Regions from separate parts of the Homo sapiens genome. Here region 2 is linked to region 1. The links are chromatin loops, found by intact Hi-C in ENCODE. Cell type or tissue: GM12878. All regions are shown on one strand. Links, peaks and the distances in the headings refer to the core of each region. The heading gives the core; the rest is flanking DNA.

What was found. Peaks named below come from ENCODE experiments on the same cell type or tissue, not always from the same donor. Only the 100,000 strongest peaks of a DNase experiment are listed, where the experiment ranks them.
Region 2: a loop joins it to region 1, with 2.6 times the contacts of the local background. A loop is called at or near these places in 1 of 110 quality-filtered maps.

The regions. Positions count from the first base shown.
Region 1 is chr15:95,860,111-95,870,527 of GRCh38, forward strand. No RefSeq gene overlaps it. Among named protein-coding and RNA genes, the nearest start is that of LINC00924, 430 kb to the left of the region's middle. RefSeq lists an enhancer at 4,322-4,581. In GM12878, for the core only: no CTCF peak of the experiment used is centred there; a DNase peak (open chromatin) is centred at 4,491.
Region 2 is chr15:96,032,306-96,042,722 of GRCh38, forward strand. All of the region lies in intron 1 of LOC112268156 (a long non-coding RNA gene), which reads left to right. It overlaps LOC105370998 (a long non-coding RNA gene), which reads right to left. Exons shown (of 4, transcript XR_001751688.2): 4 at 10,318-10,417. Among named protein-coding and RNA genes, the nearest start is that of NR2F2-AS1, 290 kb to the right of the region's middle. In GM12878, for the core only: no CTCF peak of the experiment used is centred there; DNase peaks (open chromatin) are centred at 5,416 and 6,526; H3K27ac peaks cover 631 bases.

The sequences.
Region 1 (10,417 bases), core at 1,757-6,756:
TGGGGTTTTGCACAGGACCAGTCATAAAATATATGCTCAAAAAATGTTTGTTGAATGAATAAATGAATGAACTGCGTAATGCAGGCACAAAGCAAGTCTGTGAGAAGGTAGGTAGGTATGAAGATAGCGGAGAGGGAGATGTGGTTACGGTTGTCGTGCTTAGAAACACTTTTCAATCTCTCAAATTTTTCCAGAAATCCATATCTAAAGCTGATCCTTCAAGAGGTGTTATAATATTCACTTTTATTACTGTCACTCAAGATTATAATACACTCGTTGATTTTAACCCTTGTTATCTGCCAATCCCCATTTCCCAACTAAAAAATTAGAAGCTCTTCTCTTGTCAACTAGATATTAAATTCTAAACAATCACAAATAATACAGAAAAGTCAGCACCAAAATTCTGGCAGAAGCAAAACCACTGGTACCTACAGCTAAAAATGTGAAAGATAGGGCCAAAATCTAGATGATGATGATGACGAAGATGATGATGATGATGATGATGATGATGATGATGATGATATTATAAATAAAAAGACACTTTGACTCAAGTTTTTTCACTTTAGATCATGATATTTTGGGGTAGTCAAAACAACTGACACTTGCATACTTTTAGTATTATTTCAAAGAAGTCACAATTTCATGTCCTCATTTTCTTCTCCTTAACCCATTTGAAGAAATGATAAAACAACACCATCAAACTAAGTCCCGCAAAGAAAAAAAAACTTCTCTGGGAATCTTGTGCCTTCCTCATTTAGTCATGTTACAGATTGGGAATTGTCACTTGAAAAAACAGTAACTTTTTTTTTAGTATTGGTGTTATTGGCAATATATTTCATATCAATTAAAATTTTGATTGGTCTAAGTTTTTATTTTTTTAAAATTTTAAAAATAGCTGCTGAAGAGAACGTTACTTTTCCTCACTCTTCACATATTTGTGTTGTCAATAATATTCTTCCTTTTTATTTACTTAAAACACTTTGATAATGTTTCTAAAGACGCACAATATTTTTCTTATCCCTTACTCCTATGGGGAAACATGTTTAAATCTTCCAGCTAGAATTTCTTCAGCTCACTTAAAGAATTTCACCTTCTCAACACCCTTGCATTTAACTTAATGTTTTTCAGATTTCCAAACTCTATTACCACAATGCTATACAAATAACCATAGTTCAAGGGTCAGCAAAAGGGACCTATTAGGTGAAAGGTTGAATAACTTGAAAGAAAAGAGTTCCAATTTTAAGAAAGAGGTTTAGCAGGTTTGGGACCTCTTGTGTGCTGGCGCGACTCCATCCATTCTTATTTTGGCTCTCCATCACTAAGGTGTTAACTTTTTAGCTGCTGGGGATTTGAGCTTTATTAGGTTTTCTCCTTCCATTTACTTATTAAGCTTGAGGAAACATTACTTCATGGCCAAAACAATATTTCAGATTTTATGAATCAGCTTGCCTTAGGGAAAGATTGAGTTAAATTTGTACCCTAAATTTGTTCTCATATTTATAACCAAATTAATTCTGTAAACATGATTCTTAAAAAACACATTGAATCGTTCAGGTTAAAACAGATGTTACTCATCCATATTTAAAAAAAAAAAGCCCTCAAATGTGATTCTTTATGTGTCTACTCAGAAGGAGAAGGAAAGAAAACAAGCATATTCAAGGCAAACGAAGGACAGAGCCACAGTTTAATCACCACATTTAGATTCTTCTCTTCCTCTTCCTTCTTTCTTTGAGATTTCGACAAAGAGGAGAAAAAAATTTTGCTGAATCTGTTTTTAAAGACTAGATGTCTTGCCCATGACTTTGAATGGAAAATAACTAGCTAACAAGTTGTGAGAGAGCCACAGACTAAAAAGAGAAACAGGCGCGCAATAGGTTTTTACAGAGATGAGAACATGGAAATTTGGCACCGATAAATGTATTCACCCATTCATTCATCTATCTATTCATTAGGCAGTTATTAAGTGAGGCCCCCAAATGTGTAAGACACAGTGCCAGCTACAATAGGTGACAGGCTCTAAAGAAAGAGTCCTAGGAGATTGGGTGAATATAAGGTGAGAATTTATTTTACATGGTTGAGTCAAATGGACCCTAAAGTACAAAAAAAGTTTCTTATTTTTAGTTGTATAAACCAGGGCTGTAACAAGTATTACAGGACCACTATCTAGGTTAAAAAGAATGTAGAATGAGATTACCCAGGTTAAACCATGGCCTAGATATGTACATCCTGGGTTTGCACCCCCAGACGGTCATCAGCTCTGCCAATTTCTACTTGGGGTTAGAACAGGAGCAGCCAGTGGCCCCTCCGCAGCCTCACGATAATCCATGGGGCCATGACTAAGTTAGACAATTAAGTCATTGTCACCACTGGGTACATTTTCATAATACAGTTTAACAGTAGAGAAAGTTTCTCTCCACCCTACAAGCTGAATTTTCCTTTGACTAACCCCAGAGATACAGGATGGTGACACTGGGGTTCATTTTGTCCATCCAGAAGACACCTATTGTGTTCAGACTTTTAGAGAACATTCTGAGTTACACTTTACATGCCCTTTCTCACTTTATTTTCTCACTGTATTACAAATCCTTGTGTTTATGTCTGTCTCCCCTTTATAAGTACCACTTAGGTATATGGGCTTCTTTAGGGCAAATACACTGTCTTACTGCTTTTTTGATCCTTGAATCTTAGCACACAATAGTGAGAGAAGTTCAATATCTTTAACTGTATATGCCCCAGAGGAAGTAGACAGCAACTTTATAAAAGGTTTGGCCGTCTAAGGTAACTTCAGAATGGAGCGTGCCTTATGAGTATCAGACAGAAGCGGAGTGTTGGGGCCATGCCTGTTCAATGGAATCAGTGAAAATGCAGGTCTACGTTCTCTTGGTTATTCTAGATCTCATCAGTCCCCAGAAGGTGTGCGCTCAGCTTGTGCTTACCAGACATCACCAGGCTATTATGCAGATGGAAACCTGCTGGAACAGTGTTGGTCAAACACTTTTCTGAGAGGTCAGTCTAGGATCAGACGTCGGGGAGGTAAGATGAGAAAGACTGCAGTTTTTCCAGCACTATCTTCTCAGAGTGGCCAGGGCAAACCTGACTAATGGAGGAACTTCCAACAGTAGGCGTGGGCAGTCACTCCCCAAGAACCAAGCCCAGCATTTTAACCTTAACCACTGAAGAGGAAGGAGCAGCTATTACCAAATGTACAAGATGACCTTATATTTACCATGAATTATATTCCTGGGGAAGGCATTGTAGTTCAAAAGGAGGTGAGGATAATCTGATTTTCCCATGGAAGCAAGGCTTTAATGGGATTCTGTGTCGGTCCAAGGGTCTACTGCTTGAGGACTTACAGAAATGACAGCAAACACCACATTTAATTAAAAGCATAACACACCTGAGTGCTATAAGGTGCAAAGCTTTCCAAGGTGTGCGGAAGCTGTTTAACTGGGAGCGTAATAAGAAGTTCTTTAACTTTTATCCGATTGTATTTCTTTAAGAAAGCTCCTGCAGAGGATAATGGAAAAACATGGAATTTAAATAAAACATTCAAAGTTGACGATGGCAGAGAAGCTGTGCAAGACAAGCAGAGACAAAGGCATATCATGGTGCAGAAAACCCCAGCAATACCATAGGCACAATGCCCACTGCAAGAACTGCAAGTAGTGGCACAGATGCAGTTGGCCACACAGTTGATATGTAAATCACAGTCTTAAGCTTAAGAAAACCATAAATAAAAGCACAAATAATATTCATCAGTGAGAGCCCATGAACAAGAAATCCAGGCTCCCCAGTGCTCAAGTTAAAAGATCACTGTTGGCAGGGCACAGTGGCTCATGCCTGTAATCCCAGCACTTTGGGAGGCCACAGTGGGTGGATCACCTGAGGTCAGGAGTTTGAGACCAGTCTGACCAACGTGGTAAAACCCCATCTCTGCTAAAAATACAAAAAAATTAGCCTGGTGTGGTGGCGGGTGCAGATAATCCCAGCTACTCGGGAGGCTGGGGCAGGAGAATCACTTGAACCCAGGAGGCAGAGGTTGCAGTGAGTGGAGATCGCACCATTGCACTCCAGCCTGGGTGACAAGAGCAAGACTCTATCTCAGGCCAAAAAAAAAAAAAAAAAAGGAAAAAAAATCACTGTCTACTTTTTCCCTAAAAGAGAGAGAAAAAAAAGGGGGATGCACAAGAGGGGGAAGAAAGGAAGAAAAGGAAGGGAAGGAAAGAAAAAGGAAGGGAAGAAAATTAAAAGACCCTCTGGCTAAACATCCCAGGTTCCTACTTCCTAGCAAGGGTTTCTTTGCTAGAGTTTCAAAAGAAAGAGGTAAATGAAGTGTGGGGAGAACACAGAGGTGTCAGATACATTTCCATAAAGCTGTGTGTATTTTCAGAGTATTAAGCTTAATGTGGTGAGTGCAGTGAAACAGAAAAGAATTTCAGACTTTAGAGCTGTTAGTAAACAAAGCTAAACAAAAGATGAAAAAAATTTGCAAATGTGGTGAAGACAGTTGAAAGATGTCACATGTTTCTCTATCTCTAGTGTGGTTTCAAAATAGACTAAGAGGGCCAGGTGCGGTGGCTCATGCTTGTCATCCCAGCACTTTGGCCAGGGTGGATGCATCACTTGACGTCAGGTGTTGGAGACCAGCCTGGCCAACACAGCAAAACCCTGTCTCTACTAAAAACACAAAAATTAGCCAGGTGCAGTGGCGTGTGCCTGTAATCCTAGCTACTTGGGAGGCTGAGGCATGAGAATCACTTGAACCCAGGAGGCAGAGGTTGCAGTGAGCTGAGATCATGCCACTGCACTCCAGCTTGGAAACAGAACAAGAGTCTGTCTCAAAAACTAAAAATAAAATAAAAATTAAAAAAAGAATAGGAGCAGAGAGAGAGAGAGAATCAAATGGATGTTTCCTATAGATTCCAGTTGGATCAGGAATCAGGAAAGCCAATACAATTGAATCCTTCCTTTTAGATTAATAAATCAATATTTGTCCAAACTCTTTGAAACAGATGATGTTTTCCCATTAAATAAGTAGGACAAATTATAAATTATATGAGACAGTAAACATTCAAAAATAAATACAATACTATAATTTAATTTCTTAAGTATATTTTCCACTTAGGTTTAAATCGTGTGTCCTTATGTGTGTGATCTTTCCACCTCTGTCACTACTTTTATTCTAGTCTTTGGAGAGAAAGGAAACATCCCGTATGGATGCAGTCTGGCTTCTGAATCCAGAAGGCTCACATCAAGGATGATGCTGCTATATTGTTGTACCAGCATAAAAGAAGACATCCAGGTGGTGTTGGCAAAATTACGCAAGAGGTTAATTTCCTCTTCCTCCTGGACAGACAGCCAGTCTGCCTCTCTCTTCTTCCCTTGAAGTTGGCTGTGGCCATATGACAGTGATTAGACTAATAGAACTTAAGAAACGTGATGTCAGTCCTAGGCAGACATGGTCAACAGAATTTCAGACTTTGTATCTGTTAGTAAACAGAACTAAACAAAAGGTGAAAAAACTTTGCAAATGTGGTAAAGACAGTTGAAAGATGTCACACGTTTCTATATCCCCAGTGTGGTTTTAAAAAAGAGTAAGAGGGCCAGGCGTGGTGGCTCATGCTTGTCATCCCAGCATTTTGGGAGGCTAAGACGGGTGTATCACTTGAGGTCAGGTGTTCAGATTGTTCAGGAACAATCCTCCATGCCCTTTCTCCTGCAGCAGCCCTGGCACCTGCTGAAGAAGTGAGAGCCACATGCTGGAAAGCACCAGGGCCTCTGACAGACTTCTGGAAGGACACCACCTTGGAGAAAAGTCTACTTCAAACTTATGTGACTGACAAAGAAATCATATTGTATGAAGCCACTGACATGGGGAAGAATTGCTATTTACAATAGCCATGATCACCATAAACAAAGATAGTCACCCCAGCAATTCTCCTTGTCTTTTCCCCCTTTTTTACTACCAGAGGGTTTGGGTCCCTGGTGCACATAAACCTGACGAACTCCAAGCTACTGAGCCTCCTCACTGTTGCCAGGCACACACTCTCATGTCTGATGCCTGCCAGGTAGGCACTGCATGTGGCAAAATCACTTTTCATAGTCCTCACAGCATCCCCATGATTACCATGTTAAGATCAGTGAAATGAGATGAAGAGATACAACAGACTGTGTAGTACAGACCTCTAGGAGACACAATTCACATCTAAACAATGCCTTCTAAATTTGCTCAGTGTACAACCTGCACAACCAAATGTCAATTGCTAGGTAATGTCAAGAGGAAATCTCTTTATCTGCTGTGATATCTTTCCCATCTTCAGTTCCTAGCAATTGTTCTCCGCTTTCTCCTTCCTGAAATCTCTCACTCCTTGGGAAGTTTCTATCCTATTAAGGAGCCTTGTGGCACAACTTTCTTCCCACCATAAAGTCTATTTGCCGCTGGGTTGCTAGGGTCAGCTCTGCCATGCCATCTAAAAGCCTATAATTCACTGAAATGGAGTTTCTCATTTTTTCCATCCATTAAAATTAGTTTCTATTTATCTGAAGCAAAAATTTCAGTAGGGGATTTATTAATAACTCTCATCTAACCTAATAAAGATCTTTCAGATAAAGACTGTGGACCAAGCAGGAGGAAGGCACAACAAAAATTTTAAAAGTAGGCATGTTTCACTTAAATTATCAAAATTTTAAAAGAATGAAAAAATGAGACATGACTTATCTGTGTTAGCTCACTCCAATTTCTGAGGCAATCGACTTCCCCGTTATCTTCTACAGACTTGGCCTCTTACAAAGTTTCTGGAAATTTTCCCATTGGTCACAATTATCCTCAGTGTGTTAGGGCCATGCCTCATTGCAAATTTCTCCTACATGATATGAGGGTTAAGGGGGGAAAGACATCCCCTCCTGTAGGAAAAAACAAAATGTGTCAGCTTGGCATTTTATTTTAGGCATTGCTCAAATAAGAACTGTATATATTCCAACATAAGTTAAAAGGTTCTAGTTTATTTAATTGCTATGATTAGGAAGGTGTAGTTAAACAGAACCACACTAAGAGAGAGTATGCGTCATAAAAGGATCAGAAGGAATCCTATGCTGGGCCTCTGGCTGCTGGGAAGAGTCAGGGAACAGCAGCTCCCATCCAAATTCTCCAGCGCCACGCTCAGTGGCGGGAGATTGGAAAAATGACCGTTTGTCGACAGGCATCTGGAAAATGTATGCTTTGTTGTCAGAGATCACTAGAGATAACTGGATGGATCATCAAGGTTTCCACTAGGTGAAGTGCTCAGTGTTTAATAACAAAGGAAAAGGGAAATGCATGAGAAATATTAAGTGATCCTCTTACTTGGATATGACAAGGCTTTACATCAAGTTCTCGTTTAACTGTGTTAAGCAAGAAAGACACTGAAATATTTCTTTTTCCCTCTTCTTTGTTAACAAACTGACTGAACTGCTAACATTTACTGAACACTTACTAAGTGCCAAATGCTACACTAAGTTCTTGGTAATCATTATTTCATTTAATATCAGTCGATCAAACAATGTTTACTGAGAACTTACTATGGGAGAGGTAGGCAATAATGAAATGCAAAAGGGGAATAAAAGAAAGATGCAGTTCCAGCTCTCCCAAAGCTTGTCAATATAACTGGGGAAATAAGATGTATAAGCACACACATGGGAAGAAGTACACATTAATATATTACTGAGTGACAATGACTGGCAGGAGATGGAGGGAAAAACCTGGATGGATGGTTCTGGCCAGTATATAGAACCTTCCACATATGAGAACTTTGGAAAGAACAAAAGTAATCAGGTGTGAACGCAGTTGGGGAAACAGTGCTCCCCGCAGAAGGCTCAAATAATTATGGAAGGTCTTGAACACAAGTGAAAAAGCCAATGATTATCATTATGCTGCATAAATTCACAAACCTAGACCGTAACTTTCAACTTTTCACGTTTTCCCTTTTTCCCACACACAAATTTACCATATAATTTTTTTCAGTGATATATTGACTAATATATATACACACACACACACCAGGAGTATTTGTTTCCACATTTGGCTATTTCTAAATATAAAATGAATCAGATCACTGTCTATGTTTTCCTTTATTTTTAGCCTAATATACTACTTATCTGGAAATCTTGAATTTAAAAATATATATCCAATTTTTAAAAATCGCTAGATATTTGAGACCCCAATATAAATCTTTATGTCGTACGAGTCAGCTTGTCATGACAGTTTTTTATTTCACTTAAATGATGGTATGAGCCGGGGTGGAGCTGAGATTCCCATCACTATGTATATAATTAGGGAATAGGTGTGTGTTAGGTAAATACCTTATGTATATATGACTGAATTTCTAATTTGTTGTATAAAAACGAAAACTCTTACCTTGAGGGATAATTACTACAACTTCCCTGTGAGAATAAAATACCACCAAGCAGCATACCTCAGGGAATAAACCTGCATCACACTTTCATGAAATCTGCACACAATACGGGTCAGATGGTTAATGAAGCCATAAACTATACTATGTCTGAAGTACTAAACATCACCTTCTGCAGTTGGCCTCTGTGGTTAAGAGAGCGGAAGATGTTTATTACCAGAAGCCACCCCTCTCGCCTTGGAAGGCACATTCAGAGCCAGCTCTTTGTAAATAAACATACAACCTTTGCAAAGGTAATTTAAGGCTGTGCCTTAAAGAAGATCCTAAGAATGCAGGCGAGAGAGAAGGAAGATAAAAAATCTCATGAATAAAGTCGAAGGCTGCAGGCTAAGGTGGTTATTAAGTCCCAAGCTGTTTTTCCTTCACTTTTCCTCACCACTGAAATAAAAACAATTATTGCTATGATGCTCTAAAATTAGAACACATTTGTCGTTTTTAATGGCAGCTACACTCAACTTGAGCTCGGCAGTAAAAGCAGAGAGGCAAAGAAAACACTTGTGCCCTGGGCCTGCCCTCTCCGGGTGTGGCAGCCTAGGGGGAGAAGTATCAGCCCACCTGAGTCTGGGTTTGTGCAGAAACTTCCCTGGCGGAAAAGGCGTCGTAAAAGGGGTTTAAGAAATCCCACTGGATGCTTTCCCAGAGCCTTGGTGTTACGGCGCTCAGCTCCAATGCACAGACTGCGCTACGAAGGCGCCCTGCGCAGGGATTGGCTGCAGCACCCAGGTAGGTGAGCTCCATTATTCTGGGTGCCACCTTCTAGAGAACTCTGGAAGGCTAAACAAGCTCATCTCCTGCCTTTCTCTACAGCTACGCGGAAAGACTTGCCTAAATAATGAATTACTAACGACCGAAAGCCTTTGTATTACTTTAAGGGGAAAAAGTCACAATTTGTGACTGGAGTTAGATTACCAATGTGAAATGGCCATTTGCGGCTTTTATTCCGAAAATGGAAGTGATTCAACCTCCTCCAATCCATGTTTTCTTCCATTTATTTAGGCATCTCAGCCAAAAAAGGTTTGGCTGATCCCCTTAATTACTGAGATAATTGCCTTAATTCTTTCTTCACTTTACTAATGTAGCTCCAGCTTTGAATCTTAAGCTTTATCCATTAAATCCTTGTAATTGAGAAAAAAAAAAAGAAAACTGGGTTTGACCTGATGAATCCTAAACGTTTTAACAATGTGTTGAAGAGCCAAAAGAAAGATGATAGATAGACAGATAGAGATAATTTAATCATATACTTGAAGTAAAAATAGATTTTCAAGGCAGAAATATTTTCACACATCTCCCAACACAAGATTTGAGATTGCTCAAATAAGAAAATTCATTTTCTATCAAGTAAATCTTTGATTGTAATTACAAATAATTCAGAATTCCACCCAGGGTATGTGTGGGGGGTGTGTGTGTGTGTGTGAAAGCTTAGGCTGAGGGATGTGGGTTATGAGAATCGAGAGCTGTGGTTTTACATCGTCCCTGTGTTTTGCACGTATTTGTGGATCACAAGTCTTCCTTGGCTGTGAATTCTCATTCACTCTCCTGCCTTCTACCATCATGCAGCGAAGGCTGTTCCAGCCAGGGATGCTGAGAGACAGGGGTCATCCTCTATTCTATCAGCCCACTAGCCTCCCCTCCTTTTCAGAATAAAGTAGCAAACTGCTGGCTTTTAGTGTGGCCCCTGTGGCAATTCTGAGAAAAGGACCAGCTTTCGTTTTAATGTGATTGTAAAATGTCTAGAGATGCTTAGCTATAAGGCACTATAAAAGTTTAAGATATTATTGTTAAAAGGACACAGTAAGGCTATTCATGGCAAAGGTTCATCCGAGTGCAAAAGCACAGGGGCTGAACAAGTAGGAGGAGAATTCAGGAAGGTTTCTGTTGTTGTTGATGATGTTTTTATTTTCATTTCCAAGCCTTTCTGTCAACAATTTTACAGGCTACAGCTATCTGAGGTGCTACAAATGGGGGCTTTA
Region 2 (10,417 bases), core at 3,320-8,319, 170 kb after region 1:
CTACATGTCCCAGTATTATTCAGGAAATAGTTATCTAGTAGGTACTTATTTCTCTCTATCCCCTATTGCCTTCCACATTGCTGATCATGGCCACAACTTTATTAACAACCCTTCAGGCAGATCAAGGTAGAGACAGGAAATTGGTCAGACCCTTCAAAACTTAGCAGGGCAAGATGTTGAAATGATTGGCTAACAAAATTATTTATTCAGTCTTTCCTTATTTTCCAGTAATACAGAAAATAATGAGTTGGCTCTAATAGACTTGACAACATCATTCAAAATATATAGAAAACCATATTTGTATGCATTAAATAGCTTGGATTCAATGCCAAATTTAATTTTTCCACATTGAATGAAGCTGGCATATTTTCAACTGCCAATTATTCATATAAGCACATTCTTACTGCACTTTAAAGAAGAAAAAAATGCAAAACTCTCTGAAGGCAGGATTGGGTCATCTTAATAGATCCAAGATATTGATCATTTAAGTGCTCAACAAGCAGCTGCTAAATTGAAAGGCAAATACTAATGTTCTTCATTTCACCAAACTGCCACTACTTTATATCTTCCCAACATTTTTAAAGTATTTTTAAATGCTAACATTTCCAAAGGTGGATGCCTCAAAATTAGATTTCAAGCACTCTAAGCACATGTAGAAATGCATCATCCAAATTAATTCCTACCTATTTAAAAAAAAAAAAACTTTTTCTGGAAACCTTAGAATTTTTGCAATGTTAAGCAAGTATTTATAACAATGATTAGCTTTATGTTCATGACCACAGCTCTTTTAGCTGACGAAACTGATCCAATTTGCTAACAAGTAAGTAAACTTGGAGAGAGGGGAGGGAGATGATAGGTAATAAGTTTTTAAGTGCCTGGAAGAAAACAGAGACGCTTTTTAAATAGAGTTTCTTTTTAAATGAGCAAAACCTATATGGTATTTAGATGAAACAACAAATTAGGATTGAAATGCAGGTAGTTTGCAATGTTTGAGGGAATAAGTGAATTTACAAGGTACAAGACCTTTTTACATATTAGAAGCTGTTAACTTGAAAAGCCTTAAGAAACACTGAAATAATCATTCCATCTTCATGGAGAAATAAGGAAATAAGTTTCTCAGAATCCTCAATCCTTTCAAAATTCCCTTGCATTTTTCCAAAGGAAAGTTTAAAAGTGAGATCTTGACCTTAGCTTCACACTTCTATGATAGAACACCTCTCGCCCTCTTGTCTCCTGACAGTCATGGATGGCCATAAGAAGTTTAATTTGGTAACTAAATGGTGAATGTTGATCTGCTGTGAGGTAGACTGGGCAATATTTTAATAAAAGTAGTTAAATGCCAAGATTTTGAATGATCACACACACATACAAGAACTGAAAGAAGCCTCTTCCTATAGCACCATCAGTCTGTCTTGGTGGTATGAGGACATGTGTTCTTGTATGAGAGGGATGTATGTGTGTGGCACCACAGCCATCTTCCAGGAACTACCCTTCCTAAGCACCCATGGGAGAATATAACTTACTTATCCACTACTGCCAAAAAGAAACCTCATCAGAGAGACTCAAGAATTTTCTCTGGAGAATATTGTGTTGTAACTTGACTCCATTGAGCCCCACACATAGAACAGAAGACCCTTGAACAAACTGGTAGCCGGGTTGTTAAATAGTCACTGTTATCTGCGAACAATCACTTATTAAGTAGATTTTATTTTATATATTATTCCACCCCCATCGTCTGGAATAATATATTGTTTATTTTGACACAGGACAGTATGGATGAATATCTCATCACAACAAACTTTGGAACGAGTTCTTTAAAAAAAATTCTAACTCTTCCTTGTGTCTGGGGACATGCAGGAAATGTACACTTTATCTCTGATGCTCATGTTAACCATGAAAGGGAGGGGCATTGCCCTGATTCGTAATAGGAAATTGACATTGAGATAAATTAACTAGACCAACATCCCTCAGCCAGAAAACAGCCAAATTAGGTTAGGGCCCCATCTGTGATAAAAGCTGATATATTTCCACTACCTGATGCCACCTTCCAAATGTGACCAGGATACACTTCCCTACAACAAATTCATCTGAGCGAATCATAGAATTTTAAAGGTGTTGGAGAGTTTAGGGGTCATCTCATCATCCTCTCTGGTGAATCAAATTGTTCTCAAACTCGTGTCCTGAACCAAATTTGTGAGCATGACAAATCTGGTCCCAGTCCAGTGTCCCCAGTCTGTGAGTGACTTCACCGTCCACTGGGTAATTCCAGCCAGAAACTGGGGGACATGTTCTAGAATCTTAAACCTGACTCATCACCATATGCTGTCAAGAGTGTCTCCTGAGCATCTCTTCATTCTGCTCATCCTCCCCACCAGGCTCTCAGGCAGGTAATGCCCATCCTCTCTTGACTGGTTTACTATCATAGCTGCCCCCTGCTTGACCCATTTCCACTCTTGGTCTCTTCCACCAAGTTCTTGACAAATCTTTTGCCAACCCAAATCTGATCACGCCCCATCCCCTTACCATATGCCTCCCTCTGCAGCCTTCTCTCACTGCAAGCTGCCCTTGCTCCTCCCTTGTACGTCCTCCAGTCCTGTGCACTTCCCCACCTGCCTCCCTTGCACGTTCCCTTTGCTCTGCCTGGACATTAAATTATCACGTCTCAGCTCAAGACATAGCTCTCCCTCTTTTTTGCTCACTTTTGAATCCTCAAAACCTATCACAGTTCATGCTGTATGGTGGCTAGGTTCCATGAATATTTATTGAATAAATCCTCCTCCATTTTATAGATTTAAAAAATTGGGTCCTTTGAGGATAAGTAAATGTCTCAAGACGTCAGCTGGTTAGGAACAGAATCGGCACAGAAACCCACACCTCCTCACTCCAAGTTAAGTGCCCCTTCCCCTTGGTTCCCCTTCCACTCTTGCCAACAGACACACGTCTGCCCTGCTCCTGTTTCCCAGGTGCCTCATGGCCCACTGAAGCATGCATATTCACAAACTATATTTAGAAGGCACAGCACAGCCAATTCTTCACAGAGCAAAGATGCCACAGACTGGAAGACTCCATCCTCAAAGTCACAAGTACAATCAACAACTCCGACTTCAAAAAATGAATCCTCAATAACCCCCTGATCCAGACTTTCCTTCATCTTGGCAGGAGGAGGATCTTACCAATCTGCCACCATCCAATCAATTATTGGGTTCAGCAGGGAGGGAGATGATAAGTGTGTCCTTCTCACACACAATAGAAATTGAAATTAATCTAATTAGTTTGAAGGAGCACTTCAATGCCACAGTGATCAGTACTAGATGTAGAGATGAAAGATGGAAATACAGATGAAAATTGATGGTTATTTTCTGTGTAGTTTCAGGTTGGAGGTAATTTTCGAAGATTTGTTTTGTCGTTAAGATTCCTTACACTGATGAGACCCAACTGCTTAACTCTTTAAGCACTTCCAGAGAAACTCGGGAATGCACACACCCGCCCACACACACACACACACACACACACACACACAGGCACACACATGACTACATAACAGGTAGATAAAGCTTATGCAAGTTGCAAATATAGCAGTTTTAGCTTCTATATCTCTTCTTTAGCATTGTGACTGTAAAAGAAGTGATTTTTTTTCCGTGTAAAATATTTAACCAGGATGACCAAGATCAAGTTGTTTGGTGGCTTGTGATGAATACTTGGGGTTACACAAATACTGTTTCTGTGAGAAGACTACCCCTCTCAATGAATTTCCAGTACCTAGGTGTGGTTTATGGATCTCCCATCAATGTATTAAAAATGGGATGTGCATTTGGCTTCTGTTTCCAATTAATGTGGCACTTTCAAATATTTCAGAAGGAAGCTATCGAGACATTATTAAGAAATGGTGACGGCGTTTCAGACAACTAAAGTCAAACTCAGGAGAGAAAATGCCAGCCACTGTTTAATAATAGTTTGTCTAATAAGATATTCATATTATCATATATGTCCCATCATAGAGGATAGATCTTAATGTCATTTTAATATTTTTCCTACTAAAATAAAATTTTAATTAAGGCTAAAGATATATTGCCTAAGGTAAGCTAAACTGTTTAAAATTATTAACTGCTTGAATACTTGTTGCTATACTACAAGCTTCCATAAAAGAAAAGAAATTAAGTACTCGAGGGATTAATGCAATTTTGAAAGCTGCACCCCCTCCTCCCTTCTTCTTTTAGATACGCCTAACTGAACCATAACTGTTTTTCTCCACTCAGCCAGACTCCAGCTTTGTGGCTTTTTTAATAACCTGGCTTTTCAAGGCCCTGCTCCGGAGAGCTTTTTCATTTCTGCCGCACTACCTACAAGCAAATTTCTTCCAGTTGCTCAACAGTCGAATGCCTCCCTTTCTTCGTTGCTGAAGCATTTCATTGCAGTTTCATTGACAGGGTGGTGTTCTGTTACAGTGGAATCAATAGCTCAGCGCTTCCCAGCACACCGATTAGCTTGTCAGTCAGGGCCTGGGGGAGGTAGTGTAAATCCCAGAATACCAGGGGCCAGGGGTTTGCAAACGGAGGAATGCACACAGGCCCCGTGGTTGTCTACCACCTGTTGCTGTGCAACATGTGCAGAGTGAATTAACTTTGTTGCTGCAACATGCCTTAAAGGTCAACTGCAATGGAAGCCTTAAGCTTTTGGAATATTTTAACTCATTACAAAAAATCCACCCCTCCTGATTTGTTACTGGTTCTGCGACAAAAAAGGGAATTTATTCTTTGAGAGGCTAAGTTTGACAAACAGGTTGTCGAATGTGGGGGCTTAGTCTAATCTGGAAGGGCATGGAGGGGAGGGCAACTGGTTTCTTATTTTATTTTTCAAAGTAAATGGCCTGCCTGCTTCTTGATTACACATTAATGGAAAACAGTTTCCACAGTTAATGTGAGCATGCTGTGGCTTTCCGTGTGGGGCGTGTGTGTGTGTGTGTGTGTGTGTGTGTGTGTGTGAGTGTTTCTTTCTCAAACTTCTAACAAGACTTTTTTTGATAACTGGGGAGTCATCGGTTTGTTTTGTTTTTGTTTTTTCTTCTCCAAATGTTGGACAAACACGATAATAAAAGAGTAAACAAAGAAATGCAAGATTCATGCAGAAGTTATTATGCATAACTTCTTGGACCACACAACAAAAAGAGGTGTGAGTATTCGAGTTAATAGGGGATTAAATGATTATTGTCTATTAGGAGATAATTACAAAGAGACGTGACTTCAATATACTAAAAAGAAAAGTTTTCCGGTTTCACCGTATAATGCTGTGAAAGCAACAACTTCAAGTGTCAATGATGCTTCCAGTCAACCTCAGGAAATCTTTTGACAGATATTTATTATCCAATGCCAGGTCACCCTAGACCACAAAAGGAAATTCTGTGCTTAGTACATCAAGACACTATGGGCTGAGAAAGGTTTGCTTTCAGCACTTGGAGTTTTCTCACGAAACCGCCTTTAAACTCACCACAAACCACAATGTAAACCAGTGCGCTTCAGATATGACTTGTTAACCTAATTCCACCAAATTAATTCACCCATTTTTAAAAGGATTTCTAATGATGCAAACAAAAGCTCCAAAGCCATGAGAACACCCATTTGAATTCAAAGGTTGGCAGAGAAAATATTAATGTTTTGAAAAAAAATACGCAGAAGGAAAGCATTGAATTCTACAGTGGCCAATGTAATTTTACCCCCAAAAAAGTTATTTACTGAGAAATAAATGTGTCCATTTCAGAACAGAGAAGGTATGTAGCACCCCCTGACTTCATTTCCCTGCGGGGGAAAACAAACGTGTATTCTAATTTAAAGTGGTTGCTTGTCTTTCTAATTCTAATGTGCAGTTGCTAGAAAAATATTATAGAGAAGTTTAATTCTTATACACTTTTAAAGATGTGAATATGTCTTTCTGTTCTTTCCATCCTTAGTTTTGTCAGTATGTTTAATGCCATGGGTATTTATTGCCCAGCAACAGCACACACGCCCCTGTAGCTAGCAATAGAGGGTGTAGTGATATAATGCAAAGAAAATCAAGTCCATGGTCCCTGGACTCCAGTCCTCTAATTCAGCAACACATCAAGTCATGTATAGCTTAGGAAGAGAAATTCATTCCCAGTAGTTAGTAAACATGACCACTCCAATACCATAACTTGGTACTGCATTGCCCAAAAATATACAAAAATATGCCTTCTTCTCTACAAGCTTACTTTCTAGCTTTGCACACACTTCCAGAAAAAGATTTGGTTATTTTAAATCAAACACAGCTCCACACTTTTGCAGAACCACAACCACTGGAGACCTGAGTGATGTTTCTCCTGGTAATGTCCAACTATTTTTAATAACTGCTTTTTCTGAAATCCCGCAGCTACCTTTAGCAAATGAATTCAGGACCTGATACCAGTAACCCCTTAAAACTCTGCCACGAGAAAAAGAAATTGAAGACAGATACACATAAAGAAAAATGAGTCATCATGCCATTGTGATTCCATCTCAGAATTTTCTCTAGCAGTTCTCAGATCCACCCACAATACCCTGTGGATTTCAAGGTGGACATGTGACAGGCATTATGTAGACAGATACAGGATAGGATAGATGTGAGAGCTGAAACCACGTTTACAAGAAATGGGGAAACTACATTTTCCATGTCTTTACCAACATTCTGTTAAAATTTGTGTTTTCAGTTAAAAGCGTCTAGCTGTGTACACTGCCTTTATAGTCACTACGGCTCTGTGTGAGTGTAACTTAGTTTTATTTCACAAGTATGTGTGAATAGCTGCTCCTGCCATCTCCTAACAGGGGACTAGAGTCAGCTCCCACAGAGTAAGAATCCTCTGCTGTCATGGCGTCTTATTAAGCCCATACATGATGATACCTCGCCGGAACATTCCAAGCGATGTTTTAACTCCTCCCTACTGCCCAGCACCTGCTTCACATGCACCCGAGCCAAAGGTTGCTGCAGTCCCCATGCTCGTGGTAGCCCACGCTGTACCAGCCCACACACAAAATTATGTTCATTTGCAGACAGGCAGACTTCTCTGGTGAATATCCAGATGGGCCCCTCAAGATCAAATAAACTCACACTAAGCTATGAAAGAAAGGTTCTACTGATGCTGCTATCACCTCAACTTCCGACATTGTTTGAAAGAAGCAAAACAAGATGGTTGTACAGGGCACTTTCTTCCCCAGAACCTGACAGGCACGGTCAAGTTGTCTATTTTGCTTACTTCAAAGAATATTACATTTGAAATCTGTATTATTATTAGTACTTATTGTTCAAAGTATATTGGCATTGCATACATTTTGTAGATAATGATAATTGTTTCTCTGATCTGGGACCCAACCGGACATTTTAAATAGGAGTGGCTACAAATAGATACATCTGGAACATATAAACATTCACCAATACTTGCTTGGTTACATGACTTATACCATTGCATAAAATGTTACAGAACTGAGGTGATTAGAATCAATCACCCCTGTTGGATGGGATTAAAATCTTATCTAGCTCTTTACCACTGGAAACCTTGCCATACCAGGGACACTCCAGGCTCAAGTAATCTGCAGAAAACCTATTACAGTGTCTATTACATTATATTTTTATTTCACTCTATTATATTCTCAAAAAGAGTTAACATGAGTTATAGCTCTAATACACCAAGATAACATGAAAATTAGAATAAATAGGCAAGGAGAACAAGTGAGAAAGTCAAGAGGGAAGTCGAATGTGTCTGGGCATCATGTAGACGGTACAGCTTGGAAGTAGGTCAGGTGACTATGAAGTTCTCTCAACTGCCACCTGCAAAGGTCTGAGGGTGACCTTGTCAGCAAATTCAGACAAGGAATAAATAACTAATCATTTGGGAGACTGTAGCAGACACACGAGATGAAAATTTATTTTGCCACCCCAGATCCATAGGAAAATAAAGTGGGCGGTACTTTTCTTTCTTCTGTTGAAATTGATATATAAAAACATGCTAATTACATCAGATTAAATATAAATTTTATTTATTCAATTATCTGAATGACTTAAGACTGAATTAATTTTGACTTCAATATTATAATCAGCTTTACATTAAGCATTGCGAAAGTGAATTTCTCATCCTGTGTAACTTTCTTCTTTTCATTAACATATTTTCAGAACACTTGCTTTATATTATAGTTTGTCAGGAACAAGATACACATCTGCATAATAATCATAATTCTACATGCTTTATTCAGTCAGGTAACGATTTCCTAATTCTTAGAGAATCTTCTCCAAATTCTTCCAACGGATCATACACACTCACTTTCCACCTCCATGGGCAAAACAGAACTTGCTTCACATTTTATTATTTTGTTTAGTCATCTGTCATCTGGTAGAAAAAGAGAGAGCACGAGCAGCAGGGAAGAGGAATGGAAAGGATGGGAAGAGGAATGAAATTTTGGGGGAGTGACAAACTTCACATGGATATTCACAATATTTATTGGTCCATGCACCTTCAGAATTTTTTCATTGAATATCAAACATTCTAGTAAATGCCTAAAGCTACTCACTCTAATATCAGTTGTATGGTGATTAAGAAGGAGCAAAAAACTGGGGGATCATGGGGACCGAGTGTTAAATTTTAACCTTGCTACTTAGTGAATCTGCCTTAAGACCTGCGGTCTGTTACTTACTCCCATTTGACTTCAATTATGCCTCAACTATTGAACAGAGACAATAGTATCAACTTTCAGCGTTATTACTAGAATTAGAAATAATATAATAAGCACCTATAGTAAGTGGCTGGAACATGTTAGGCACTCAATAAAAAGTAGATGATATTAAATTTCCTGTTCAGAAATAAACGGTATTACATTCCCAGAATTAAACTGCTGTATAAAAACTTATAAATTAATTTGCTAATTCCCATGATATTTAGAAATTGTGTATTGAGTCCCAATGCCTTTAAAGATGGTCCTGTACAAACAGGGGAACAACAGACACTGGGCCTCTCAGAGAGTGGAGGGTGGAAGGAGAAAGAGAATCAGGAAAAATAACTAATGAGTACTACACTTAATGCCGGGGTGACAAAATAACCTGTATGACAAACCCCCATGACACAAATTCACCTATATAACAAACCTGCACATGTGCCCCTGAACTTAAAATAAAAGTTGAAATAAATAAATAAAGATGGTTTTAGTAACAGTATCTTAAGAACACTAGAGAGTCATATTATCCAGGTCTTATCAGGGGACCCAGATGGGATCACCAGGTTGTCAGTACAAGGAGACTAGCATGCAAAGGGAGAGGCAAGATGTTTATAAAGTACCTCTTATTGAGTGTACACCTCAAAAACACCAGGCCAAATGATGTATATGCATTACCTAATTTAATACAACACATCTACAAGGCAAGTACTATGGAGATAGCCACTTTAGAGCTGAGAAAACTGAGATACTGGGTTCTCCAAGGTCTTCATCACAGTCCAACTCTGGAGCACATGCTGCTAGCTCCTGTGACAGGATAAATATAAGGAGCAGAACTACAAATCAAGCCTGTGATATAATAGGTATAATGTCGATTGGGCAGATGGAAGAAGAGATAATGCAGAAATTTCAGCTACATAAGTCAAGAGACAGCCAGGCACTAGCAGGTAGAACCAGGCAGCTCAGGAGCTCACTGCATGGACACTGGCACCTGGCAGGATTGTGCTGTTGGTTTCAGGACCAAGGGCAACTTCTCAAAGGGACCAAGCTGGGCTAGAAAAATGGGCACATTCTAAATGTAATTTACAATCTATGTTTTTGAAACTGAAAAACACTTTCTCAAAAAGAAAACTTTAACACAGATCGTACAAATGACCAATGAGCACATAAAGAGATGCTTAATACCATTAACCATTAGGGAAATGCAAATCAAAACCACAGTGAGATACTTCACACACACTTAGATAACTACCAAAATAATGGACAATAGCAAGTGTTGGAAGGGATGTGGAGAAATTGGAACCCTAGGAAACTGCTAGCAGGAACGTGAAATGGTCCAGCCACCATGGAAAGCAATTTGATGGCTCCTCAATGAGCCCAGTAGAGAATTTCCATATGACCTAGGAACTCCACTCCTGGGTATATTCCCCAAGGAACTGGAAACTGGTGTTCAAATAAAAACATTCACAAAAATGCTCATGTTAGCACTATTCACAGTAGCAAAATAATGAAAACAACTCAGATGTTCATCAACTCATGAAGGAATTTTTTAACATGTGACATATTCATGGAATGGAATACTATTCAACCATAAAAAGGAATGAAATTTTGATACATGCTACAAGGTGAATGAACTTCGATTGAAAACATTTATTGTAAGTAGAAGCAGTGAGACATAGAAGGTTATGTATATGGCATAATTCCATTTATATGAAACATAAAAAGTAGAG